2 separate regions of the Mus musculus genome follow, and region 1 is linked to region 2. The links are chromatin loops, found by intact Hi-C in ENCODE. Cell type or tissue: heart. All regions are shown on one strand. Each heading gives the region's core, and the rest is flanking DNA. Links, peaks and the distances in the headings are about the cores only. Region 1 holds the start of Mafb (v-maf musculoaponeurotic fibrosarcoma oncogene family, protein B (avian)). Region 2 has its middle 47 kb from the start of 9130015L21Rik.

Region 1 (9,912 bases), core at 2,727-5,226, 310 kb after region 2:
ACTCAAAACAAACAAACAAAAAAGCATCCAGCCAGCAGTGCCAGCAAATTCAGGTGGGGATTTTTAAAAAGTCCGCTTTCATTTTGGTATTTTTTTTTTATTGTCAGTGCAACCGAATCCTCTTACTGACCCGCAGAAATGAAAGTAACAGTAAAGAAAAACACCTAGACCTCCCCTATAACTACTGTACAACGGAAGGGACTTGAACACCACCATTAAGTCTCCCTGCTCTCCAGACAGCAGAGAAACATATAATGCACTGGTCTAAAGGACACACTTGAGAGTTGCAGCGTTAGTTGCCAATGTGTGGGTTTCTAGTACATTCTAAGAATGGCTGTTTGGCTCAATGGGAGCTCAGATCATCACACGTAGCAAGAGGTGGAAGAAATCTTTTCACCCTAAGCCCTGGGGGGAGGGAGTTTGCAGTTAGCGCTCTTCTAGAGGATTCCAAACCAGCCCTGGGTTGACTTCTTAGGACGCAAAGCCTGTCTTGTTTTCTTCGTGTGTGTGTGTGTGTGTGTGTGTGTGTGTGTGTGTGTGTGTGTGTGTGTGTGTGTGTGTAGAGGAGCAGTCGTGGGTGTGTGTATGTCAATTTGGCCCCAAGACCCAACAATAATAAAGGACACACTCCTGCACGATGTGGATCTCGGCATCTGTCTCTCCCTTAGCTTTCCCTCAACAAAACTTAAAACTGAAGTGGGAAGGACGAGGGGGGCGAAGAGATAATCCCAAGGATTCCCCGGACAAAGTTGGGCTTGGTGGGTTTTTTCTTTCTTTTATTTTTACTTACAAACAAAAATGGCATAATAATAAACCCAAACAAAGACTCAGCTTGCTGCTACCTTCTCAAGATGGTTTGGCCGGGGCGGGTAATCTACAAGCCGGCCGGCGACTGAAACTCTGCTCGCTCGCTCGCAGCCGCAGGAGTTTGGGAACTGCATCCCTTCTCACCCAAAGAAACAAGGGGGTTATGATTCATGATCAACAACATGCTAAAGTTAAACAAGAAAATGGTACAAAATAGAAATTATTACCATACATGTCCAGCATGCAGGATTAATATTTTTAATGCAGATTTTCGTATTTTTCTATATAATCGAGCAGGCATTAAAACTGATGAGATTTTTTTTTTCCTTCGCGCGCCGAAAGTCCTAACTGAGGCCCGCGTCTCCGGCTGAGAGCCAGTGTTCTCCGTACTCTGGACAGACAGATCTGTCTGTTTTTCCTTCCTTAGCTCAGCCTTGCCTCGTGCCCACGGGGACTCCAGAGTCCCTCTCCTCTCCTCTGCTCTTCCTGGGACGAACTGAGTCCTGGGCTGCAAAGCGGCGGCCCTGGCACTCACAAAGTTCTCAGAGCCAGAAGTGTCCAGACGGCCTTGGCGACTCCTTGGAATAAGCCTCGCGGCCTTCCAGCTTGGAGAAAAGTTACTCCCGGACCTCGCACCCGCCCGGGTTTCTCTAACTCTGCCCAAGTCTAAGAGGCTGCGCCGCCCTGAGCTGCCCTCTTCTTAGCCAAGGTTCTCTGCCCGCCCGTGCTCCCGCCTGACTCCCGCGACCCGCGCGTCCTTCCTCCCTCTAGCTCAAGTCAAACAGGTCAAGGCCGGGGCCATGGCAGGGACAGGGAGTCCAGGGCTAGGGGCGCAGAATAGGGAGTCTGGGCCAGGGCAAGGGCGGGGGCCGGACCCGCCAGGACTCACAGAAAGAACTCAGGAGAGGAGGGGCTGTCGCTGGTGGAGCCCGCCTCCCTGAAGCCGGAGTTGGCGAGTTTCTCGCACTTGACCTTGTAGGCGTCTCTCTCGCGGGCCAGCCGGGACACCTCCTGCTTAAGCTGCTCCACCTGCTGAATGAGCTGCGTCTTCTCGTTCTCCAGGTGATGTTTCTGCTGGACGCGTTTATACCTGCACGACTGGGCGTAGCCCCGGTTCTTCAGGGTCCGCCGCTTCTGCTTCAGGCGGATCACCTCGTCCTTGGTGAAGCCCCGCAGGTGGCGGTTCAGCTCACGCACCGACATGGACACCAGCTGGTCATCAGAGAAGCGGTCCTCCACACTACCGTTGCCGCCCGCAGCCGTCGCCGCGGCTGTTGCGTGCGGTCCCGGCCCCGGGTGGCTAGTGGGTAGCTGTTGCGCGGGACTGGCAGCGCTGGACGGCGGGGGCGACGCTTGGTGATGATGGTGATGGTGCGGGTGAGCGTGCTGGCCCAGGTCATCGTGAGTCACACCTGCTCCTGGGTACCCGTGGTGCGGATGAGGGTGGTGGTGGTGGTGATGGTGGTGCGCACTACGGAAGCCGTCGAAGCTCTGCAGCGGCTGGGGCACTGGGTGCGAACCGATGAGCGCCTCCACCGCGTCCTCGGGCGTCAGGTTGAGTGCCTCGGGGTTCATCTGCTGGTAGTTGCTCGCCATCCAGTACAGGTCCTCGAGATGGGTCTTCGGTTCAGTCGGACTGAAGCTGGGAGAAGAAGGCACGGAGCTGCACGGAGTGCTGAGCGGGGTGGACGACACCGAGCCAGCAGGCTGCAGGCGTGTGCATGGCCGGCCCGGACGCTCCGCGCGCCCCAGGGGCTCCTTCTTCACGTCGAACTTGAGAAGGTCGAAGTCGTTGACGTACTCCATGGCCAGCGGGCTGGTGGGCAGCTCTTGCCCCATGCTCAGCTCCGCGGCCATCGCTAAAAGCGAGGCTCAGCCGCCGCTGCCGCGGGGAAAACTTTGCGGCCGGCCGGGACGCGCCGAGCCAAACGCGGGGGCGAAGAGCGGCAAGCCGGGGAGGCGGGGAGCCGAGGGCGCAGCGGGCCGGGGCCGCCGGCCAAGCCTTTGTCTGGGGACGCGGCGGCGCGCCGGAGAGTCCTCCCGAGGCTGCCTGAGCTGCCCCGGAGCTTGGGGCTGCGAGCGCGCCGGGAACGAGTCAGGTCGAGCCGGGGCAGGGTAGAGAAGCCGGCGAGGTGCGCGCAGGGGCAGAGGGGAGGCGCGGGGCAAGCGCCCGCCGCTCGCTCTCCGACTCTTTGGCTCTAGGGCTTTCTTGCTTGCAGCCGCTCGCAGCCCGGCGGTGCAGCTGTGCAGGAGCTGGCGCCGCCGCCGCCTTTTATCGCTTCCTGATGTCACTGGAGCGCGGGGGCCCAAGCGGCCCGGCGTGTTGGCCAATGGCTGCACGGCCCCCGCGGCCCAGCGACGCTGGGCGGGGCGTGCCTGACAGCTCCCCCGCCCCCCCGCGTCAGCTGACTGGAGACCGGAGGAGCCCCGAAGCCGTTGAGGCCTGGAGGAGGGCTGGAGCCGAGTGGGACGGACCGCCTGGTCCCAACCCCCAACACCCTCTGAGTCGAGGTTCCCGCACGCTTGCCTTCAGTGCGCGCCCCACTTCTGGACCAAGCCGCCGTTCCCACCCCGCTGTCTGCACTCACGCCTCCCTACATACTCTTTACACTCCCACCCTCGGCCCGTGTCACCCCCAAGTAGGCTCAGAATAAGCGCCCGGGATGTCGCTTCCCTGGCCCTTTGTTCCCAAGCGGCCCCCGCCCAGTGGGCGACGCTCCGTGTGTCCTCGGCGCCGCGGGCCGAGTGAATGTGTGTGGTGCGTGCCTGTGTTTCGGTAGCTCTGTCTGCGCTAATGTATGCGGTGGGGGAGGGCGGGGTTGGGGCTCCAAGAGTTCTGTTCAGATCTAACTCTTAACCTCTAGGAAGGTTCCTCGGGCCAAGAGACGCTGTTCCTCTCTTAGCCGGTTCAGTGATTGAGCTCAGAAGACAGAGCTCCAGTGGTCTCGCAGCTCCGTGCATTCGCCACCCCCCCACACACACCCCCAAACGCTCCCAAAGAAGATAAACAAACAAACAGAGTTGGCCCAAAGGCTCTGAATACCTTTCACTTGCCAGTCGTGTGGAAACCTTACAACTCCGAGGCTCAGAGCCGAGACCAACACCGGTCTGTGCACTCAGTGGCTCTGGGATGCTGGGGAACCCGGCCCTGTTTTTGTCTGAACGTTTTGTAAGGATTAAGCTGATCCAAGCTTCTGACGGCTGCAAGGAGATTCAAACAGGCATAAAGTGCGACCCCAAGTGGCCACGGTGCGCAACGGCGCCCTGAACCGGTTTGTTCTTTGCGGGAGGGAAGGCTTGGATGGCGTCTCGGACCCGTGCAGGTCCAGCTAACTGATCCGGCCAAGCCAGGCCTGAACGCAGGCTGTGTGCGGCCTGAAAGCCAGGGCAGACTCCTCTGGAACTATGCACAGGCCCTCCGACCCCATCTTTGGACTCAACCACTAACCCTCTCTGCTCACCTTTTCTGAAATTCCATATGCAAGCCTTCCAGGTGTGCTTGTGGGCTACTCCTCTCAGGAAAGGTCCTGAGCTGGGAAGATCAGTATTCTAAACTGAAAACGCCAGGTGACGAAGGTTCAGGGCTACCGGATGAGAAACTTCTCCGGAACGCAGACGGGAGGAGGAAGGCAGAACACTGGGCTTTCAGACAGGGCTGTTGGGCGCCGACAGAGACTCCCTGCCCTGGGCCAGAAGGGCAGGAAATGTGGGACTTTCCTCAGACCCCGACCCCGACCCCAAAAGTGAATAGATGTCGAATTCGCTGGATCCGGAGATCCGACCCGGCTCCCACGTCGCTTTTTGCTTCCCAGCTCAGGACGCGGAAAGATGAGCGTCAGAAAGCGCGCTGGGTGAGTGTGTCCTAGCTGCTGGCTGCACAGGACCTGCCCTCCAACACCGCGCACGGGGGGCTAGTGACCCGCAGCATTGACAACCAGACCAGACCTTTTCCCCCCTTTTAACAGAAAGAAAAATTTGCTTCCAATCAATAAGAAAAGCCTTTCCCCCCTTCTTAAATCCTTAGGGAAGGCGGGGTAGAGACTGGTCACAGGAGCCTAATTTTAACCAAATGGGTGTATTTTAACTAAAACTTCACCTAAAAGGTTTAGATCAGTGAACTGCTGGGGAAATCTCGAGCCCTTTGGAGAAGTGCGCTCTCGGCAGAAATGATTCGACTGCCTAGGTAGAGAGCCAGGGCGGTTAGGCTGAACCTCCCACAGATGAGATGGGCGATGAGGACACAGACTCTCGCCTAAGAGTCGCAGCTGCGGTCCTGCGAGGAGAGCGCGCTCTCGGACCTCGGCTCAGCCAGGGGACGTTGAGACCATCAGGTTTAGAGTTCCGGGTCTCTGCAAACCGGGGTTTCAGGCTCGACCACCACACGCATACTCTCTTAACACTCATGGGGCTCCAGCTTTAACCTCGCCCCACTCCCCCCACCCCCAGTCATCCGAGACGCAGCGCTTCCCGAGTACGCGCCTCACTGCAAACCCTCCTGGGAACACCGGGGAGGGCAGCAGAGCAGGGCTTGCTCCCGCGTGTCTCTGTCATCACGGAGGGCTCAAACCCCACTTCTCAAGAATGTGGCCCTTGAAGAGGACTCTTGTGGCCCCAGACCAGTAATTGTAAAACTCCAGAAGAAGCGCTACTCTCTCAGGCTTGGGGGACTCGGCCTTTGTCCCGGCCGTTTTTCTCCTCTTTGTCCCCGTGACTATCTCTGTTGTAACCACTCTCTTCCTCTGAGCTTTAGATGAGCTATCTCAGCGTCTCCTAGGTTCACTTTCCCACCCCCCAACCCGTTTCCGTCCTGGAGTAGCCCCTCCTTCCAGAGAGAGAGAGAGAGAGAGAGAGAGAGAGAGAGAGAGAGAGAGAGAACACCACACTCCGGTGGGCGCAAGAGTGAAACAGGAGGGTTGCCCCAATTGAAGGCCTTTGCTCGCAGCCTATCCCATTTCAATGGTCCAGCCTCCCCCATTCTAATTCCTATGCGCTCTGCTGCATGGTTTTGGAACTCCTGGGCTAATGACCTTTCTCTCTCCAGGCTGCCACTGCAGACTCAGTATTCGCGTGAGGATTCCTCCCAGTCCATGGTATCACAGCAGGACAGGACAAAGGACTGGTCCCCCCAACCCTGAAAGGCAGGGGAGGTGGAGAGGGTTCAGGGACGCATTTTAACTCGGAGCCCAACGCGCAATAAGACCTCGATGGGTTGTTGAAAGAAGTGGAGAAGCAAGGGGAAAGAGGCAGGAGGCCCAGGCACCGAAGGAAAGCCGGGATTGCCAGTGGCCAGAGCCCCTGTACCCAACAGTTCCTACCTAGCGCCTAAATACATACTTGAGGATTTTTTTTTCTCCAAAGCAAGCCCTGCTGCATCATCCTTTAACTACATCGCAGTGATGGAAGGACTCGGAAGGGTCCTAGATACTTGGCCTTGAGGTACTCTTATTTTAGGAGCAAAAGTTACTCTCCAAAAGAGCAAGTATGAGGTTCTCTCGACACTGCCTTCTTCGTGACATCTCTGCCATGCCATCAGGGTAATTTGATAAATACCCAGCGGCGCGCCTTTCAGCCTGCGCTTTCGGACTAGGGCGGCGCCCTGGCACCTGCGCTGAGGTGCGTGGCTCTTCCCGGTTTCCCGGAGGGCTGCAGGTGCTTTGTGAGCAAGTAGGCGGATCTGCTCTGCGAGTGTAGGAGTGAGATTTATGGCACATAGGAGGCGCGTGCGTGTGTACGTGGTGTGTGTGTGTACTGGGTGAGTGACCACATCTTTCTGCATGTAGAAGTTGGAGACTTGCAGCCCCTTACATAACAGGGGCTGTCGGAAGTCACCAAGCAGAAACCCTTGGACTTCAGGGCCCCAGGGCCTGCGTTTTACTGGGGAGGGAGTAGCGTTTGGAAAGAAAAACAAGAAAAACCTCAAAAGCCTGCCTTTGGACATTTTGTTGCCCAGACTTCTCGTGTAGCCCTGAGGTCTGCGCTATCTTCACAAGACCCCTAGAGAAGATTCCCTGCGTTGCCTGAAAACCTCTGGAAGTCTGGCTTCCAAATGCGTGGTTGGCTAGGGCGTCCTGCCCTCCTTCTTCCTCCCTCTCCACAGTAGCTATCACTTCCACTTAGTCCCTCCTCGCACAACCTCCATCAAAATCCAAAGCAGCACTTCCAAAAAGGGCTGGTGCTATTCTAGATCCTGGTACCTCTGGCCCTGTAGCAACCACAGTAACACCATCTATCTGCCCAGCGGGGATGGAGAACCCCTCCAGCGCACAGCCAAGAAGCCTGGATTTGTTCTACAGCAGCAAAGTGCACTTCTTTTTGCTTTGTTTTAGTGTGTCAGAGAGATCATTTTAAAATTCACACCAGGCTCACATTCCATAACCACTGAGTAGTACAGCCTCAAAGAGAATTTGAAAGGTCTATTATTCACATTGCCATTGGATTCTGATACTCACATCTCTCATAGGCAGCAGCTATCATTATTCCTACTTTGCATAGATTGGCTGGCAATTGTCCTACGAGTTTCACATTCATAAAGGGCCCTGAGATGGCCAAGCTCACCCAAAGGCATAGGGGAGGCTCATAGAGGTTAAGTGCTTCATTTAAATGTGCACAGAGGTGATAAAGCAGAACTTCTGACATCAGTCCTGTGCAGTGGGGGGAAGGGTTTTTCTACCTTGAATGAGCAGTGACCCATGGACCCAGGTGTCTGTACACTTCTGGCTCCAAAAAGTTGGAATTTCCAACTCTCTGTAAGACTACTGACTGATCTTGTTAACGCTGAACCTCTTCCGGATTCTAAGGGAAGTGCTTTACTGCCTTGTTGTGGATGTCACAAACACCCCTGGGTCCCTTCTCTACCCTGATTGTGTGGGACCAGTAAGAAATCAAAGCAAAGTGGGAAGCCACAGGAGTGAAGACTTGCAGTCTTCACTCCTGTCCCTTACCCTTGACCTCCAGACCACTGAAGTTGACTCTGGATCTCAACCCTGACTTTGACAGTCCTGCCTGCGTCCTGAGTTTGATCTTTAGTAGGAATTAATCTCTCTTAAATATCTGAGAGACAAAAAGGAGAGAGAGAGAGAATAAGAAGGGGGGCTTTGGAAGACAGAAGGAAAGGGGGAAGGAGGGGAAAAGAAAGTCGGGGAACTAAGAAAGATAAGAAGGGGGAGACCTTGACCCAAAGCCACCATTAAAGAATCCAAGCCCACATCCTGGTTTACCTCTCAGCCTCAACAGAACCTTCTTCCTCCACCCCCAAAGGCTCTCTGGTTCTCCATCTGGTACCTCCCCTCATCCATAGCTTAAAAGACAACAGTGGCTTTGGCTATGGACTGATTGGTTGTGTTTTGCTTTCCCATAAAGCAATAGAGCTAGTTAATCTTGGCCTATGAAACTGATTGTTCTGTCTCCTCCTCTCCATTCCCCCCAAAGGAGCAGAATGTGATTTCTTCCACCCTGACTTGAATTGTATTTATCCCCCATCTCATAGACACACACACACACACACACACACACACACACACACACACACACACACAAATGCTCCAGGCCACAGGGCCTTTGCACATGACACTACCCTCTACCCAGAATGACTTAGTTGCTTGCCTCTGAAGGAGTTAGAAAAGGTAGGATGTGGATCTTCCCAGGCCTTAGGAGGATTTAAGTTGTAGTTGGGTGAAGAGGTCCTTAGCATTCTTGGAAAACCACATACAATAGTGTCAGACAGTAAATGACTTTCACTTGAGAAAATGCAATATAAACAGTGATTATTGATCCACACAGATGATTGAAACACAATTGAAGAAACAACCTGGGGTGACCTTGAGTTTCTGTGTCCCCAGCAGCCAGCATAAGACCCATAGCAGGAGGGATCCAACCACTGTTATAGAATGAGTGAATGAATGAGTGGGTGGGTGAAGGAAGGAAGGAAGGAAAGATGGAAGGAAGGAAGGAAAGAAAGATGGAAGGAAGGAAGGAAAGATGGAAGGAAGGAAGGAAAGATGGAAGGAAGGAAGGAAAGAACTGGGCAGACTCAGAGAATTGCTCAGACCTCTCCTGCCTATCCCAGTAACTTCCTCTCCCCTATTCCTAGCACTCATTCCTGAATCAAGCCTCAATCCTTCCTTCCAGTAACCCTAAAATGACCCAAGGAATGGGGGTGATTTGGTTCCCCTAATGCATGGACGTTCTTGATTTTCCCTTCTTTGCCTGGATATTCTTCCTACTGGGGAGCCAATTTCTAGCTACTTAGGAAGTGAACAGCACCCTTCCATTACAAAAGGCTTATAAAATGATGCTGATGTTAACCAGTGATGAAGCTAGCCTCGGGTCAGACAGTTGCTGCTGTGGCCACTAGCTTTTTCCTCCTTTTTTTTTTTTTTTTCATTTTAAGATGAAATACACAAGACAAATGAGCAAGACCAGCTTCCTGAAGTAAACTATGCAAGGATGTATCTGTAGCATCGATGTCTCCAGCTTCAGCTAGCTTAGTCTGCTCAGTAACCTCCGTGTCAATAGACTCACATCTGCTTCTCTCCTGATAATGCATGTGCAGCATTCTGCCCAGTGGATGCCCACTCATTCTTCTTTTGGTTTTTCTTCTTCTTCTTTTTTTAAAAGCAAGTCCCATATCAATGGGCATTTAAGGCATTTCTAAGCTTCTCTGTTGCAAACAATGCTGCAACCGACAGCTCTCCAACATGTTCCTTTTAACACGCGTGCAAGCATCTCTCTTCAAAGCCAGAAGAGGAAATGCTAGATTGAAAGATAGGTGCATTATCAATGTTAATATTGTCAAATTAGCCTCCAACAAGATTGCACCTATTTAATTTCCCATCTGAAGCTAGGGTGGTAATCCATCAACAATGGATTTTTATCAGGGTTTTTTTTTTTCATTTTTATGTCAATTCTATAAGCATTGCTGGGAGACGACGGCTCCTCCATCCAGGAAATTGCAGACCTTGCCATTGCAGCCTGGAAGGTGTTGTGGTGATGGTTTATTCACCGTGTGACCGGGGCTCAAGCAAATGACATTGGAGGCCAGGAGCATGGTAAGGGCACAGGAGGCTTCAGAAGGGGAGGAGACATTTGCCTGAGGCTTTGGAAGCT
Region 2 (9,912 bases), core at 2,580-5,079:
TAACATGGGTTTTAGGCACTTAACACCCTTTAATCCCAGAGGGAAGACTCTCCATGCCTTGTTACCCAGCACCTCCCTAAGATAAATATTTCCCTCTCAACCTCTTCACTACTCTTAGGTCTCTGGCATTTAGACTCTGCCCTTTAATCTCCCTTCCTTATCAGACTATCTAGACCCCACCACATCAAAAGCCAATTCTCTTTTCTCTCTGTCTCCTTTCATGATCCATGGAAGGGTGAAGAGGAAACTCAGATTCCGAGTCCACAGCAGCAGCGCTTCACAAAGCAAGAGTGCTCTGTCAGCAGTGTTAACAAGATGTGGCTAAGCCACAGTCCCAGGGTGAAGCTACCTCTGCTTACCTCTGATGCAAATCCTCCTCCTGCCCAAGACGCATCTGATCAACAATTTCTAATGTCGCAAATAAGAGGATCAAGAGTCACAGTCACGGCAATGGCGGCCGGCCGTTCCTCTCCCTCTGCCAGTCCTTTGACAAGCAGTGAGATCAGCACCAAAGTTCTGAAATGTCCAGGCCGGGTGGTTCCCTGAGAGGTCTGTAACTTAATTTTAGATGGAAACTTTCATTCAAACCTGAGAGATGGGGAAAGCAAAAGACATCTGCATCAGCATGTCTCAAATTACCATGTGCATACAGAGCACCTGGACAGCTTGTTAAAATGCAGATGCCTATTCAAAATGTCCTAGCTGGGGTCCAAGAGTCTGCATCTCTAACAAGGTTCTTAGAGATGACCTCGATGTGAGTCTTCTCAGGTATTATGGATCTATCTATAGGAGTCACCATCCATTTTTACAGCAGCCTGCCTAGAGTTCTGTGTGTTTGTTCCGGCCAGAAGAAAGTCAACTGTCATGCACACCCTTCTAATACAGAAAACTACACAGTAAGTCTGAGATCCCCATGCCATTCAGTAAACTGGCCTTCATTTTGAACCACAAGTAAGTCTGTTGATGTTTTCCTAAACATTCTAACCAAGGTCTTGCCCTGAATATATATCTTTTTTAAAAATCTAAGGTTCTAGAAGAAATATGTCTCTTCGGCTTCATAATATGTTTTTGTTCTTTTGGCTTTCCATAGAGGTCTATATGAAACCCAGTTGATTCAGCACTTGCTACAAGCCAACAAGAAAAAGCTGGAGGAGTTGAGGTATGAGAAAGATTCGTACTGAGCTGGCCATTTATTTCAGGAGAACACATCGGCCTTCTTGTTGCCAGCTGATTGCTTCTTCATTGGTCCCCATCACTGATGCTAAGTCACACGATCCTGGTGGAGACTCAACATCGAGTCAAATAAATATACTTCCTCGATCGCCCTAGACTGTGTTTGCTGCTATTTAAACTGGGTGTTCCTCAAAGCCACTGGTGAATCCACCATTCACGAGAGAGCCCATTAGGCTCCTCTCAGGGGGTACACCCAACACCCTTTCCTTTACCTATTATCAAATCATGAAGGCAGAAGAGAAGAAACGGAAGGATGGGATCCCTCAATTACTGATCCCTGGGTCCCCCAAGAACTACTGCCCACTCATGTCCTGTGTGAAGCAACTTCCTCTCCTAGCGTCCAGATGTGGACTCTTCATTCCTGACAGTAAGAAAGGGTGTGGCCACTGCTGAAGAGAAATGGTGAGTAATTTCCAAATAAACTGTAGTGGTGCCAGAATCAGAGTCTTTATCTCAGCCCATGAGCCCCCAACCTTTAAGCAGCAGCAGTAGAAGGGAAATGACCGCAGCTCTATGTCACGTGAAGGGGCCAGCTCCTTCAGACCCTGCAGGTGCTGTGGTCACGTGATGAAGACTCAGGAACCACCCAGGGTCTTACTCCTCACTTTTAACCAGCTCTAATTGGCTAAGTTTCTGAAACAAGGTTCTTAGCTTCCTATGCCTTGGCCTCTTCATCTGTAAACAACACAAAGCTGCTGTGAAGGGGAAAGGAAGTAATGTGTTATTACTGTCCTAAGTCCTTAACTAATGGGAAGTACTCAAAAACTAGCAAGTACTATCATACTCATTTTGTTATTCCTATTCATTCTCCCTACAAATACAGCTTGCCTACTTCTTCATATCTACTTTTTCCACAATCTGGGTTTAGAGAAACACTATTCAATACTATAGTTGTCTTTTTCTTTTCTTTCCTTTTCAATTTATTTCCCTTGGTGGGATAGCCAGGATATCAAGATTTTCTAATGGAATAGCCACTGGAAATAAATCTCCTTGGGTTCTAGAACAAGTTAATTTTGGATAGGCTAATAGAGAGGTCTGATCTTAGGAATGAAATTAAACAGGAAGGTTAGTATGTTCTTAAGAGCTTGGTATGGAAAAGATCATGGCCCTAAAGGGCTCAATGTTACAAAACACAAGTGTATCTGGCATGACTGCATGGTGAACACACACACACACACACACACACACCCTTCATTGTGTGATACTCAGTGTGGGAGACACAGTACCAATCCAAAAGAGTTGGATTCAAATCTCAGGTGTTGCTTACATGGGTAATGTGGCCTTTGTCAGTTTTCTTCACATCCAGATTTCAATCTTCTTGCTTTTTTGAACAGTGGTTGCTCTGTTTTGTGAGAATAAAGCATGCAATGTAGTCATAAATGAAGTAAAGGCTGATGATATCAATCTGCCCTTTCATTCTTTCTACTGACTTGCCTCTCCATCTCCCTTCCTTTCTCTCCCCACCCCATCCTTTCTCCCTCTTTAAGAAACATCCTTAACATTGATTTGTCTGCTAGTTATTCTGAAAACAAAACAAAACAAAAAACAAACAAACAAAAAATCCTTTCCTTCACTGTCCCTGACGACGTGCCTCATTTACTCTAGCCCTTGGTCACTGAACTAATGAAGGAAATCATCATTGTGGGGATTGTAGAGCAACTAAGTCACACAAGTGAGTAGATAGTGGGATTCTCAAAGGAGGTTACAGATGGTCTGGACGTTAAAGCTTCTTAGAGCAGAGGAAGGAACTGTTTCATGTAATGTATGGGGACATGAACCAGTCCCTGCTATGAAGGCATGGAATATCAGAAACATATAATGTCCTTCTCTCTAATACCATCAGCTCCACACAAAGCTGTTTCCACTCCCGAAACCGCTCTGCTCTTCTCTGTAACCCCTACTTCATGGTCCAGACTTAGGCCTCTCATGCTTGATCATTTTTTCAGCACGAGTTATCTTAGCCCAGGTTGTCGAGCTCTCTGCACCACGTAGCCTACCCACTCGTCCCACGTACTTTTGAAAATTAATCCAAAGGGAGCGCCTATATCAGAATCACTTAGAAGGTATTAAAACATTGCTGACCATATTCCCACTTATGATGTACTGAATCAGAATGTGAAGAGAGGATACAGCAGGAGCCTGCCTTTCACACGATCCTCGTGGGCTCTACTAAACACTCAAGATCACTATTCTTGTTTCATTGACATTGATACATAACAGCTTACCTCTCCTGGGAGTTTGCTGAGTACCCTTTATATACCAGGCGTACTGCAAAAGTGTTCCACATACATCATCTTTTCAAAGGGTCATTAATCTGCACACTGGTCTGAGCCAGGCCCAAACATTCTTAAGCTTAATTCTCTCAACAGCTGTATCAAACAACTACAGAGCATGTCAGAGGAAGAATCCCTGACTGTGTGAGACATGGGACCAGTCAGTTTTGAGGATAAACAGAGCAGCAAGAAGCTTATGGTACTGTCCTGGGGTTTGGGTATCAACTGAAGACTGTCTTCTGTTTATATTGCTGGAGCAAGATGAGACAGATATTGTCAGCATCACAGCATAGGATCAGCTATTTTTCCCCCACTGGAGCCTCTAATCCACTAAGGAGACTGCAACCCTTTTAGTATCCCTCCTCGTTAGTGCCTAGATATCCCATGCTTCATACTCTCTATGTGCTCACACTTTAGACGCACCCAGCAGAAATCCTGACACGTGGATGTTAAAGTTGCCCAGGACAGCAGAAGTGCTGTGAACTGAGGTCTCTGGGGCAAAACCAATAAATAACATCTCCTCTTCCCTACCCCACTAGAGGGCACAGCCTCCCTGCTGGGACTTCCTCCCAACTATACCTTCCCAACCTCAACTTCACCACTCAGGAACAAAGTGCCTGATCCTTTGTCTTAGAAGGGTCTGTTTGCTTCTATGTCAAGCCTGACTGAGCTACACTTTTAAGTACCCAGTGCTGGCTTATGAAAAGTTGCCAGGCTAAGGCAGGTTTGGCACACCTCCATCCCTTTGTTAGAAGGAAGTACCTAAGGCCCATTGGCTGAGCTAATACCTGGCAGCTGTCAGATCCATGACATCAACTAGATAGTGTTTCCTGAGCATTTACTATAGCCCAGGTCTGAGGAAAGCCCTTGGCATGGATTATCTCATTTTTTTCCATTCTTCATTCCGCTGCCTGCTTATAGAGCTGATCATAGAATATCCTTATTTGTACTCTTCAGTGAGCTCCCACTGTGCTTACAAAAATCAGACCCATTCCTGCATACAACCTCTGAGGCCATATAGGACCCAGGACTACATGTCTCTGTCTGGCCTCTCCCCCTCTCCCTACTACACTCTAGCAAGCTAGTGATCATCACTACCAGCTGATGGGGACACTTGTCAGGGCTCAGTGTGAGCTCGTGCTTGTTTTAGAGTCTGTGGCACAAGTTTGTGGGCTGCCTCTGATATTGAGTGGTTGTTCCCACCTTCTTGGTTGTCATCCAGGCTGGAAAACATGAAGGAGCCAATTATTATTCACTGTGACTTCACGCAAACCACACAACGACACAGACATCCACCCAGAACACTGCTCATTTTGCTTTTAAGCTTCTCTGCTGCTCATGCTACTCCTTGCCAGAAACCTCTAGTGGATTCTTCTAATTAGTATGGTTCCCCCGTAAGAACAATATGACTAACTCCAACCAACCAAAGAGCCTCCTCCTCTAAATGAAAAGGGCCCTGGCTTCTCTGGAACCCACTGGATATCTACCCTGAAGGAAATGCAATAGTGTCCACTCTCATTTATCCAGGAAATGTCCACCTTGGCATTTATCAGAGGGGAAGACCGAGGCTTGGGGATATAAGGCAACTTTCCCAAAGTCAGTGAGAAAGCAAAATGTTCTCTAACATGAACTGTTCTTGAATGAGAGGCTGGATCTGGGTTAGAGAGGCTGCCATTGGATGACCTGAGTACTCCTAAGAAGCAGCCATGTTACAGTGTCTGAAAGATAAATTCTGTCTTGTAGCTTTGGCCAACCATGAGACCAGGCTCAACTTTATCTCTGATACCTCCACTGCCTGATATGTTTCCTAACATTTTCTTCCATCCATATCTTTAATTGCGGGTTGTCCACAGTTTCCCATCCGTGACCACACCAAAGACAAAGGTGATTCCAAGCACAAGCTCTGGTTATCTCACAAAACAGGTGCCATCCTCCACAGCTTAAGCACACTATCAGGCTGGTGGTTTCTCCCCTCATCTTTGCCCAGTGCTCCAGTCAACAGCATCTTTGATCAGGGTTAAAGTTAAAGCCACTTCTTGGCTTTTCTTTCCCCAGCTTCTACACTTTCAGTCCATTCTGGATAGGAGGACCCAATATTCTGAGGCTTAAGACTCAACCCCAACCCAGGGAAGACATAGTCTAAGCTGTTACTTTGCATTCATTCTGCCTCCTGTAATCCTATGTCTCCATTATTTTTCTGATTACCTTCTGTTCTCAAGAGTTGCTGGAAACCAGACTAGCTGGGTCCTGTTCCAGGATACCTGCTTTCATATGTTTAGGGTCTACTGCATGGTATTTGGATATACATATACAGGGACAACAAATATCCACTCGTGCAAATTAGCATCTCCATCATTTTGCATGGTTTCCTAAAATCTACTCCTTGAGGAACTCCTCCCTGTGAGCTACGGTATTAGTGACTACGCTGACCTTGTGTTCTGTTTGCTCTCTAGACCTGTGTTACTGGCTATACCTAGTGACTTCCATCTTTTACTCCCAAGTTATCCAGTCACATGTTTCTACCCCTTTTCTATGCATTTGTTTGTTATTTTAAGATTTTACATATAAGGGGGGGGTGGTCCTGTTATATGTGTCTTTCTATATCTGGCCTGCATTATTTAGCATGTCCTCTAGGCTCCTCCATGCTGTAAATGACAGGATTTCTTTCTTTTATAAGGATGACTAACAATGCATTATCCACAGATAGCTACACTACATTCTCTTAACCCATTCATCTATTGATGTATATTTATGCTGTTTGAATACCTTGGGTATTGTGAGTCATGCTACAGTAAACATGTGGGATCAGATATTTTTATGTGCTGCTGACTTAATATTCATTGGGGCCACACCAAGCAGAGGTTTTGCTGGATATATAGTAGTCCTGCCTTTTACATCTTTAGAGATTTTCATATTTTTTTCTATAATGTTGTACCTACCTACATGGGCACCAATAGTGGACAAATGTTTCTTTTTTTCCCTGTCTTTGCCAGCCTTGCTTATCCTTACCTTTTTGATGATAGTGGCACCACACTAAGAGATATGAGAGGGTATCCTGTTGAGGCTTCTGTTTACATTTCTCTCACAGTTCAAGCTACAACTGCTTAATAAAGTATCCAGGCAATCCAAAGTCCGCGGGAGTCTGAGTAGCCCTTATTATATAATATGGATGTCAACCTAGGACTGAAGTCAACCTTCTTCTCTACCTTCAACTTCCTCACATGCCCTTGAAATGACACTTTTGTCATTTGGCCCTTTGGCCATAAGCCCTCTCTACTTATCACTAAGAAATGCCTGCCCTTCTTTCCTGGCAACTTGCTTAGCATACCTCTAGAAAGCCTCCCTTGGCTTTGAAAGGCTGACCAGTGTTTGTGCTCCCTCTGTGTCCCTAAAAGCCATTTGTTTGTCATTATATGACATAGCCTCACTTCTTCACTGGTGTCAGAGCATCCCGAGCCACCCAGGCCAGGTCTTCTGCTCTAGATTGTATAGGAGGGGGTTGGGGGGGGATAGGTAAGGAAGGAAAAACTAACAATGAATGAGGCTAATGTCTCCATCCAGAATTTGCAGGTGAGGATAACAAAGCTTGCAAAAAATAGTAGTGATGCACTCACTGTGCTTCTGATTAATGGCAGAGCTGGACTTCAGCCTCTAGCCCTTCTGACTGCAGAGGTATTGTTAAAGGTATCACACTGAGAGCTTCAGACAATGGTCATTAAGCAGCTGATGATGAACCAAAGATGCACTTCTACAGCTGGGCCTCTCCAGTCCCTTTGGTCCCCTCTCTCTTGCAGCACATGCATTCCTCTGAGCCACGCCTTCTATCTGGAGTGACCCTGGTCTGAACCCCCGCAGTATCATGTTTGGGATCCATTCACCACTTAAATTTGCAGGCTTGCTTTCCACTTCCACAGAAACATAGTCAGAAATGACCCTGCACCAAACACCCATCAGAAACCTGTGTGCAATCTGTCTTTATTACTACGAAGAAAGGTTGTCCTGCGAGGCACGGAGCAGGAGGTGGGGGAAGGAGAAATTAATTGAATGTCAAGTTTCAATTGTTGAGTCACTAATCTAATCGGTGACAACTTTAGCCTTTTCGATGTACAGCTTAGCTTTCCAAAAAAAAATTAGAAATATCCTCTTTTCCAAAAAGCTATTGGAGAAGAGATAATTACCCCAATACAATCTGGGCTTATTCTCAGAGTTGTGAGCTCTTTTTTTCTTTTTTTTTTTCCTTTTAAACACGACAACATTTCCTACATGTGTTCAATGAAGCTGAAAATGCTATTTTGATAATGGGCCCACAGAACGTTTAACAGGCCGGGATGACAATGTGAGACTTTCTTGGGGAAACAGGAAGCAATGGAAAGCTATAATAGGAGTCATTAGTGGGGACTTGGGAGTCTGCTGGAGACACTGGTGCAATTCTCAGCTTTACTGTTTTCTTAATAAGGCTCTTTGGAGATCAGATTCAAAGTGTCATGTCACCAAACCCCAGGCCCTGAGCCCTGTCCCTGCATTCAATCAGAGCCTCCCCGTTGTCCAGATAGAAGCCCCCTTCTACAACCCCTCCCCTCAGTCAGCCAATGTTGCCTGAATTCCTACCATAGTGCAGTTTCCCTCTGAGCTACTGACAGTGAGCTAAAAATAACCTTTGTCCCTATACTCCCCAGCCCAGAAGAAGACAGACAAAAAGGAGAGAGTTGGTGGGGTTTTGTTTTGTTTTGTTTTGTTTTGGAGTTGGGTTCTGTGTGAACTGGTAGCACATGCTCTGTGGGAGTAGAGACTACGGAGCAGTCAAGTCCATGGTCTTGAAAGATGAGTAGGGTTTCCCCAGTGTGAGAAACTGAGACTCCTTCATCTGGCTTCATGCCCACTCTTGCCTCTGAACTGAGGCCAGAAAGACGGAATCACATGCTCAACCTTGGAAATGAGAGTGAAGTCCAAGCTCTGGAAATTCACTGACTGAAAATAGTTCACTAAGGAGAAGGCAGAGCCATTCTATTAAGCAGAGTGAACAGAGCAGAGGACGGGCAGGAGAAAATGGGATCTGTATACCAAGCTGGTTAGCTCTTAGAGCTGTCAGCAGAAGCCAGACCAGCTCTGAAGCCTCCTTGACACCTAGAACTGAGCCCCAAAGGGAGTTACTCCCAGCAGAGTCAGTCTCCACCAGCCTTGGTTTCCTAAATCAAAGCCAGTTCTCTTCTAGACAAAGGGGAGCAAGCATGTCTTTCAAGACCTTGGTTCTCTTAGAGGACAGGGAGGTAAAAATTACTTTAATCTTTCTTTCTGGTCTCTGGAATAATGAGGAAGAAGACAACCAGAAGCTGGGCATCTGTAAAAACTAAGGCACAGCCTTCTTCAGACAAGGTAACCATGCTAAGTAAGCGGCCAAGGTTCAAAGAACTGATAAGTGATTGCCTATATGGTGAGTTAACATACTTAAGTACTCTCACACACAAATAACGTAATATTCCACAGACAAAGATGTAAATAAGGTTGATGTCTGAGAAAGTTTGTGGTCCTAAGAAGCAAATTCCAAATTAGCTTTAAGACTGAGAAAAGAAACGGTAACTATGAAGTCCAGGAGTGACCATAGAACTGATAAGATTAAAAGTATTCTCAATGAGGAAAGAAGAGGCAGTCCGAGTGGTCCCCAGCTAGCAAAGCCCTATGACAGGTACAGTCACATAGAGAATGGGATGCTCTTGTCCCTTTAATTGATGTCCTAGTCCTGGAAGCCGCCTCCACCCAAGTTCAGCAAAAGCACACGGCTGAGTTTTCCTTGTGGTTGCTTTGGTTTGGCATGTCAGTTAATTTTGTTTGGTGGAAAAAAAAAACACGAAGTGGCTGGTTCTGACGTCGAAATCTGTGCGGTTCAAAACAATGATCGCATGGTAGGGAGCAGGCGGCTGTGAGTCAGAGAGATTATGGAAATGCAGCAAGATGTTGTGAAGGAACACGGAACTGGGGACACTTGAGGGCACCTATCCCAATCTCAGCAGCCTGTGCTCCTCAACATTTGAGTCACACAAGGCAAACATCAAAAAAAAAATGTAAATAAATTATTTCAAAAAGCTCTTTGAAGTAGTAATTAGCATCATTTGAAAAAAATCTGCTCAATTTTACCTTTTGATTTTCAAGTAGCCTTTTAGCTTTGTGCATGTAACTAGTGCCTCCCCAATACCTTTATTATACATAGAAAATTCTTTCTATGTTATGTTGTCCTCATTTTCATCGTGATGGGGTTTCTGCAACAGCATTTGGTAGAAGCCGTGAAGGAACACTTCTGTCCTAAGTCGGAAGTGTTGGTGTCTGTCCTTAAGTCCCGTGAAAATGGAAACAAATACTAATGAAGAGTTCACAGTTGAAGATGAAGAGAATAAACGGAGCCTGGCACCTG

Evidence for each region. A loop is a pair of places that touch in the nucleus more often than their neighbours do. Peaks named below come from ENCODE experiments on the same cell type or tissue, not always from the same donor. Only the 100,000 strongest peaks of a DNase experiment are listed, where the experiment ranks them.
Region 1: it touches region 2 in a loop (11-fold over the local background); 15 of 42 quality-filtered maps call a loop at or near these places.

Annotation. Positions count from the first base shown.
Region 1 is chr2:160,364,013-160,373,924 of GRCm38, forward strand. It overlaps Mafb (v-maf musculoaponeurotic fibrosarcoma oncogene family, protein B (avian)), which reads right to left and starts at 3,053. Exons shown (of 1, transcript NM_010658.3): 1 at 1-3,053. The coding sequence starts at 2,664. The coding sequence ends at 1,693. In heart, for the core only: a CTCF peak has its summit at 4,049 (motif pointing left); DNase peaks (open chromatin) are centred at 3,139 and 4,019; H3K4me3 peaks cover 2,500 bases; H3K27ac peaks cover 1,520 bases; H3K27me3 peaks cover 1,154 bases.
Region 2 is chr2:160,058,703-160,068,614 of GRCm38, forward strand. No RefSeq gene overlaps it. Among named protein-coding and RNA genes, the nearest start is that of 9130015L21Rik, 47 kb to the left of the region's middle. In heart, for the core only: a CTCF peak has its summit at 4,049 (motif pointing right); no DNase peak of the experiment used is centred there.